Linked DNA regions of Mus musculus: region 2 is linked to region 1. A link is a contact called in ENCODE Hi-C or POLR2A ChIA-PET data. All regions are on one chromosome and are shown on one strand. The core of a region is the stretch at or near the end of the contact, and the rest is flanking DNA. Distances in the headings are between cores, read along the strand shown.

What was found. A loop is a pair of places that touch in the nucleus more often than their neighbours do. ChIA-PET counts read pairs that join two places held with the same protein, here RNA polymerase II (POLR2A).
Region 2: a loop to region 1 is called in a map of left cerebral cortex, with 2.3 times the contacts of the local background. The contact joins the enhancer-like site here to the promoter of Lonrf1 in region 1. A Hi-C loop is called at or near these places in 7 of 37 maps with a recorded cell type or tissue (T-helper 17 cell, gastrocnemius, heart and 1 more). POLR2A ChIA-PET finds 5 or more read pairs at or near these places in 1 of 5 experiments (Patski).

What each region holds. Positions count from the first base shown.
Region 1 is chr8:36,246,944-36,251,119 of GRCm38, forward strand. It overlaps Lonrf1 (LON peptidase N-terminal domain and ring finger 1), which reads right to left and starts at 2,416. Exons shown (of 12, transcript NM_001081150.2): 1 at 1,624-2,416. The coding sequence starts at 2,311. It overlaps Gm35712 (a long non-coding RNA gene), which reads left to right and starts at 963. Exons shown (of 4, transcript XR_870368.3): 1 at 963-1,116.
Region 2 is chr8:36,308,341-36,312,516 of GRCm38, forward strand. All of the region lies in intron 1 of Gm35712 (a long non-coding RNA gene), which reads left to right. Among named protein-coding and RNA genes, the nearest start is that of Lonrf1, 61 kb to the left of the region's middle. Within about 2 kb of position 1,736, at least 1 of the 3 ENCODE cell types and tissues checked has a DNase peak (open chromatin) inside an H3K27ac peak, as active enhancers do; it is heart, where a contact is called at or near this core.

The sequences.
Region 1 (4,176 bases), core at 1,166-3,665:
GGGGGTGGTTCCACAGCTTGTAAGCAAATCTCACGTTTGGTCTGTGAAGCTTGGAAACAAAAGAATTCATCATTCCCAGCTTTTTCTGTTCAAGATGATATCCCGGTAGACCCTAGAATCTCAATACTGGGCACAGAAGGTTGGAAAGTGGAGGGTCTAAGCTGTCCAGACAAGCCACCACCCAAGTGACTGTTGGTAAGTCACCCGTCCAGTCTCTGCTTCCTCATTAAGGTCTGACCGCAGCCTGATACTGGATGACTGGTCAGTTGGCTCCAGCTCCCCCACTCAACTTTATTCACCCAGATATCCAGAGTCACCCCCAGCAGAACTGTGGACTCCAAAGTGTTCTGGGTTTGTCATCTTAGTTTATTACTGCTTGCTCATGAAGCTTCTGGGAGACAATGAAAACATGCCAGAAAGATATTCCTGAAGCTACTGTCACTTGCTCAGGATGACTAAAAGAGTCAAGATAATAATTTCAGTTACAAGATTATAACTTATCTAATACTTAAATCAGTTAAAAATTCCCAATGTCAATGATTTCATATAAGTAATTTCTCGTGGTAGGCAGCAGACATAAAGCATGGCCAACATCAGGTGACCAACTATGTATGATAAAGTTGACATTTGGGCCTGATCAGTCTTTCACATAGGCGGCTGTGAGCCTAGGAATGTTTAGTGACATCCTTGGAAGGGCCACCAGATGTCTGTACTGACAGGACTCCTAAAAGAGGTGGCCATTCGAAGATGTCTCTACGTGCTTTTCTAGATAAGGTCCCCTCCCCAGTCAGTAGAGAACAACCACATTCCAGGATCTAAAGAGGAACTCTCGGGTTTACTAAGTTTACATGGCCCTCTTCCCCCTACCCCCCAGCTTAAAAACCAACTTAAGCTCTAAGCAGGAGACGGGACCAAGCTGCTGTTTCTTGGATATGAAAATATAAACAAAAGACCTACAAAGCTTCCCCTCACAGGTCTACTGTGAGCAAGGCAAACTCCTCACACAGGCTACTTCTCTACCAACACCAGGGGTACAAGGGAGCAGCACAGAGGGCGGAGGAAGCAGGATATGAGACAGGCAGGTGGAGGAGGTTCCAGGAGCAAGAGATCCTGCAGGTAAGAAGAGGTGACCACCTCGGGGGCAGCCGGCCACCAACTCGGAGTTGGGCCGTCGCTGGGCCTCCCGATGCCGGTGCCCGCGCCGGGCTCCCGCCACGCCCACTGAACGTCACCCGTTACACAACGCCCCCCCACCCAGCTTATGCAATTCTGCCCTCCCGCGGCTTCTAATTGCCCCGGTGACTTTAGTGCACGACCAAGGTAGACACGGTATCCCCCGAGCTCCCGCCAAGCCCGGGGATGCTCGCCCCCACCCCGGCTGGGGCTCCCGGCCAGAGTACTGAGGGAAGCCTGCGGCCCCCACCCACCCCGCGCCCAAGCTCCGCGGCCCCAGGTCCCCGCTGGGCGCGCGCACGAGGGAACCTCGCATCCGCGCCCCTCCCCGCGCCGCGTCACTTGCAGCTCCCAGGCGATCCCCACCGTGACCGAAGCACCCCGGGGCGCCGCCCCCTCCCACACTCGTGATCCCCGCTCGCCCGGCCCCACACCGCAGCCCCGCATCACCTGCTCGCAGGGCGTCGCAGGCGGCGGCCAGGGCCTCCCGGTAGCGCCCTTCGTGCAGCAGTTCCCCGAGGCGGCCGGCCGCCCGCGCGCGCTCGCGCTGGCCCGGGAACCACTTCTCCGCCAGGTGGTTGAGCACGACGCTGGTTCGGAAGTCGGCGATGGCGGCGGCCAGGGGCGGCGGCCGCGGGGTCCCCTCCGAGGCGGCGGCGGCGGGTGGCAGGCGGTCCCGGCACAGGCGGCAGCGGGCGCGCAGCTCCCTCCGTAGGCAACGGCGGCAGTAGCTGTGGCCGCACGGCACGGTCACCGGCTCGCTTAGGAAGCCCCGGCAGCTCAGGCAGCTGAGCAGCCCGGCCGCGCCCGCCGCGGGTGCCGCGCTCCAGCGCAGCCCGTGGCGGAGCCGGTAGCTGAACACCAGGCAGTCCACTAGCGACCCGAGGCGCTCGGGCCTGGCCGGGGCCCCGCGGCGCAGCGCAGCCGCGAACGCCTCCAGCGCTCCCTTCAGGTGGCCGCCCAGCGCCAGCAGCTCTCCGCGGCGGAGCAGAAGCTCCCAGCGCCCCGACTCCGCGCCCGCGCGCTCCAACCGCTCGCCGCCGCCGCCCACTTCCCACGGCCCGTTCCGGCTCCGCGGTCCGCCGGACGCCTCCCGATTCCCGCCCGGGGACGCCCTCGCCACGGCCGGAGAAGACATGGCCCGCACAGGGCTGCTCTGCCGCCGCCGCCCGCCGCCACGGTCCGGGAACCTCCGGGGCGCGCGGCTCCGCACGCGGCCGGCGAGCAGGGGGGCGTGGCGCGCGGACATGGCGGGGCGGCGCGCGCCCGGGGAGCCCCTGGGGGCGGGGCCTACAGAGGAGGGGCGAGGCTTAGCGAGGCGGAGCGGGGCGGGCCTTGGCTTCTGCGCCCGGCCTCCCGACATGCGGCCGGCCTCCTAGTTCACCAGAGCTGGCCGGCTGGTCCCGCCCTTTCTGAGCCCCTCCTGGAGAGGGACGTGAGATCAGATGATCCCCAGCGGGGATCTAATTGGCTTCTCTGACGAGGAGGGCTTGGCTCGTGACTGAACAAAGCCCGAAGTCTCCTGGGCGGCCTTCGAGCTGACACCTCTTGTAACCGAGGTCCATCCCCAGGCCTATAACTTGGGCGCTGTGCAGTTCGTATGTGCACCAGCAGTGCTGTGACCCCAAACCTGCAGCACCTGAGTAGGTACTCCGACTCCTCCTGGCCATAGAAAGGAAACTTTGGGTGGGTCTAGATGCCCTGGGTTACGGCCGGCCAGAACAGGCAAAGGGATTGTGAATGCACGGTGTGATTACTTTGAGACTTAAAACTGAAATCTGCCAACTTTATACACACACACATTCCACGTCCAGAGACCACTTCCTTTGGTTAGTGCTGACTTGTGATAAAGTTTATTAAGAGTTCAAACGAAGAAATGAACTGTCCAAAAGAAGCCCGATACTTTGTGAGTGACCTTTAAATTTTAATTTAAAAAGTGCAATACACCAACCCCCCCCATTAAACTATTAAATAAACAAAGCACACCTTAGAGAGTGAAAGTCTCCAGGTTCCTCAGATGGGCTCCACAACCTTCATACACACGAACCCACAGTTGCTTAAAGGTTTTTAAATGAGAATATAGAAGAAAAACATTTTCCCTGTGGCAGAAACCAGATCACTACAATGCAAGCATTCCGCAGCTTTGTCGACTGAAGACAGTTTGGCTCGTATGTAATGGATTCTAGTTCCTTTAAATGTGACAGCATCCAGTTTAATATTCTCAATGGAAATATTTATAGGTTTGATTACAGAGTACTGGGTGGAAAATGTAGGAAGAGATTTAAGGCTTTTGGTTCTTTTTCAAATACTTGGTAACAGGAAAGGAAATATATTTGTCTGAAATCATACAGTCAGTATTACAAAGAGATTTTAAGATCTTCTCACGGTGATAATATCGTATATAATGTTTAATCAACAGTTATCTTTCTTCAATTTTTTTTACACGAGGTCTGCAAACACACGAGATCCTGCTTACACAGAACAGGTGACAAAGGTTTGAAAGCGTCTTTCTGCTACACAATAAGCAAACCTCAGAAAAGAAAGAGGGCACAGGAACAAAGGGCTAGAGAAAGAAGAGTTGACTTAAAAACAAAAGCAAAATCCCGGGCTCCTGTTCCAGACAGTCCGGAAGCAAGGTGCAGCCAGGCAGGGAGCACCTCCTTCTCATCTGGGGAGCACGGAGAATTGGTTATGAGGAGAACCTTAAATCTAAGTTACATGGGCAATGGTGTTTACCTTGTATGTGTAGCTTTGGAATCAAGCCTGGGTCCTCCTGTCTTCTAGGCAAGCCCCCAAGCATGGAACCATAGCCAAGGCAGAACAATGATGTGAGTTAGATGCGGAGACACTCACTGGAGACTTAAAAAAATCTAACCAGTATAATGCATTCACGCGTGCACACACATATGGGTGTGTGCGAGTGCACATGCACACACACACACACACACACACACACACATACACGATTCACTTGCATGCTTCATTCTTGCCATGTGTGCGACC
Region 2 (4,176 bases), core at 486-2,985, 61 kb after region 1:
AGTCTGACACAAGCCATATGAGTAGTATTCATTCCTCCATGGCCTCTGCTTCAGTTCCTGCCTCCAGGTTCCTGTCCTAAGTTTCCTGGATGATGGACTATGAAAGAGTAAGACGAATAAAGCCTTTTCTTCCCACGTTGCTTTTGATTGTGGGATTCATCACTGCAATAGGAACCTAAGTAGACATTTTTCCTTTCCTTCTTCCTGTTCTGCTACTCTGTTTCCCCATCCCGTCCCTCCCCCCTTTCCTCTTCCTTAGCATTCACAACCAAGGAGTCTACAGACAGAAAGAACACAGCCGACAGGAGAGCAGAGTGCCAATTTATTCATAGTTGAGCGGATGCTCACTATTCCCAACGCTAGGCTCTCAGCAAGGCAGTTTTGGAGACACTGGCTTAAGATAAGAGAAAGTAAAATCTCTAAGCTTACTGGGGAGTCTGTGCTCCAAGATGCCTCAAAAGGTGTATATAATAAGATCCTCTAGCAAGTTGGAAGACGTCCCGGGAACTGAAGAGATATTCGTTTAGTTTAACCTGGCTTTTGTAGCCTGCTCCGTGTATGTGCAGGTGTGCATGTGTGCATGTGTGCATTTGCCTGAGTGTGTGGACTCCAGAGGTGGACATCATGGGTCTTCTTCTATTGCTCACTAGCTTACACGTCTGAGACAAGATCTCTCATTGAACTTGAAGGTCACTATTTCTGCTAGGCTATTGGCTGAAATATTGACTATATCACTATTGGCTAGCCAGGGAGTCCCCAGAATCTGCCCATCTCTTCCTCCCAGGGCTAGGGAAACAGAGTCTGTAATCTCAGCTTTTACATGAATGCTGGAGAATCTGAGATCAGGTCCTCAGCCTTGTGTAGCAAGCACCTTATGCACTACAGCACACATTGGTTTCAGTCTTTGGACATTCCTCCCATGAATACAATGTATTTAGATCACATCTACCCTCTATTCCCCATCCAACTCTTTCTCAACCACGCCCTATCTCCCCCCAACTCTTGGTCTTCCTTTGTTTTCACTGAGTTCAGTTGGTGTTGCCCATACGCACACGGATGTCGGGCCATCCACTGGAGCATGTGTCACCTACTGGGGCCACAACCCTGCAGAATGTTGGCTCTCTCTCCTCCAGCAGCCACCAACTGCCATCAGCTCCTCAATGGAGCCTCCTGAGCCTCTCCCTTCCATGCAGGAATGTTACCCGGCTTGATCTTGCTAGAACACACTTATCGGTACAGCTTAATAGAATCAACAGAGTGATGGCATTCATTAAAACGTTATTGATAATGAAAGGTCAAGAAGGTTTCTAATCAGCCATGTCTTGTGACTTTTTGCTTTACCAAGGGCAGGTTCATGGCCAGCTTGAAGACAGACTCCTTTTGTAAATGTGTATTCGTTTCAAATGCACACGTTAAAAACACAGTTTAAAGCAGCATCAAATGGCCAAAGTTATAGAGTGTGGCTTAGCATTGGATTCAGATTAATCTCTATCTAGCATCACACACACACACACACACACACACACACACACACACACACACACACACACGAGTTTTAAATTTAAATTTAACAAATGACAGCCACATCAGCAAGTTGCATCACACCCCCCCCCATCCCCACCCCGCTTCGTTAATAGGCAGTTTTTCTCCTAGGAACTCCATAGGCATAGAATCTTTCAGACACGGAGACTTTGTTCCAGGAGTGTACTTTCCCAAGAGCGCTTCCAAACCCAGCAGGCCCAAGAGGCACATACTGGCCCTAGGCCAGTCTGCCAACCACCAAAGATGGTTCCCGGCAACCTTCAGCTGCTGGCTAGAGTGTTGACAGGCTCCCGAGAAGAAAGACCAAGCTGTTAACAGGAATCCACAGCAGAGGTAGCCAGGAGTCAGCTCGCTCATGTTTCCCGGTCCGTCTGTCTTCTAATACTTCCTCTTTCCCAAACAATCCTATTACATGCAGGCTTTCTGCTGAAACTGTTCCAGCACGGGTTGCTTTCCTCCTGTTCCTCACTGATTCAAACAAGAGCTCAAAGGTGCTTTAAGGAAGTGGATGGAGTCAGTGGGCTCTGGCAGTAGCCAGCTCTCTGGCTTTGCAGGCACAAGGCAGCACGGTGTGCAGAGACATCTGGTGTATCTTCCAACCTCTGACTCAATCATGTCTTTGAGGACTCACTGGGAAATCTACCATCTATGCTGTGGACAGGCATGTGGGAAACCCTGCAGTCTACAAACCATTTCAGCTTTGCTTTCTTATAAACACTGTTCTGTTTCTAAAAGCATCCTCGATCTATGCCTGTTTTGATGGCTTAAAGGACATTGGCGCATTGATTAATGCTTAATGCTAGGTCTGACTGTGGGCTCCTGTCACTTTGGCATTGGGAGATTGAGAGAGGTTGACCCCAAGAGCTCACTAACCTTCTGGCCTTATGAGATATGAGATTAGCAACCCTGAAGTTCAACAGGATTATCCTGTCTCAAGATGGAGAACTGTGGAGAAAGACATCCTTCTTCCTGCTCTGGCCTCCCAGGGCCCAGCTTGCTTATACCTGCATGCCTGTAGAGGTACATGCATGCAATACACACACACACACACACACACACACACACACACACACACACACACACACACGGAATAAAGCTCTGAATGTGTTCCCTAAAAGGCTGGGAAGCATGGAGAGAGGACAGAGAAAAGGAAGGGAGAAGGAAGGAAGGAAGGAAGGGAGGAAGGGAGGGAGGGAGGGAGGGAGGGAGGGAGGGAGGGAGAGAAGGGAGGGAGAGAGGAAGGAAGGAAGGAAGGAAGGAAGGAAGGAAGGAAGGAAGGAAGGAAGGAAGGAAGGAAGGAAGGAAGGAAGGAAGGAAGATGATGAAGAAGAGGAAGAGAAAAAGAAAGAGCAGGCAGTGACCCAGGCAATTGTTGACAGAAACACCAGCTGACATATGATTTTCTTCTGCAACAATGAAACCTGTTGACATTTCCCAGAGACAAGTGTCTGCAGGGGAACAGGAGCTTCTATGGCTGGAAATCCTGCACCCACAGTCTGGAAGCAGAAAGTGGAGAAAACTGGCTTTCTTCTTCTTATCCAGCCTAGAGCCCCAGCCCACTAAATGGTCCTATGCACATTTAGGATAGCTCTTCCCACCCCTGTGGGCATATCCTCAGTCCCATACTTCCTCCAAGCAGCCTTCCACTTCCTACAGTAGTCTACTTCCTGCCAATGGTCTATTCAAAATTCAATCGATGGATTAATAGTTATTAGGTCAAAGACATTATGATCCGGGTATCTCTGCATGTGATCTCACAGACACAGCCAGAGATGCTCTTTGCCAGTCCAGGTGGTCCTCAGCTGAGTCAAGAGTACAAGAAGAACCATCAACACAAAGGAGCTTAACAGTATCCCTGAATCCCTGGTAACCTGGTAACAGTGTAACAATGGCTTTGTGCGGAAAGAATTGGTTTTGAGAGAAATATGGGAAGGTTGGGTAATTGAATCTTGACATATCATCTGCTTTACTTTAACACAGCGGCTTTGATCCCACCCTCATTCTTCTCTGTTGGACAAGGATAAGACTTGTCAGCTGCGGTGGCTGAGTGATGTCAGAGCTATGTCAGCCCAGCCAGATCTCAGTGAGCGTTTCAGTGATGTGAAAAGTCCCCTTTGGCTTTTACAACAATTCCCTCTTTTCACTGAGTCCAAAGGACAGAAAGACCTCGGTAGGAGAGTTTGAAAATGTTAAATACTGATCATTTTATCCAAGTTTGCTCACCATCAAATGTCCAGATGCTACAGTTGTCTGTCCTCTTGGTGTCTTCAGTGTGACGTCGGGAAATTGCAGAACTGTGGTCCAAAGCCAGTGATTTGACCTCTAGGAGCATGGGTGGTATAATAGGAAGTTGCAAACCATTACCTATTTTACAAAACTTTTGTCCAAATGGTATTTTTTTTTTTTAGCTTGCACAGGATAACTCTAATGTTTTCTTTGGAAAGGAGTTTATTATGTCCGTTTAGTAATGCTGATTGTCTTGTGCCAGGTGGAACTCATGTTCTCTTTGGCAACCATACTTTTTTTTAAGTTATTTAAATTTAGATTGTATGTGTGTGATGTTTTATCGGCATGGACTTGAGAGTCTAGTGTCCGAAGAGGTCAGAAAAGGACATCAGATTTTTGGAACAGAAG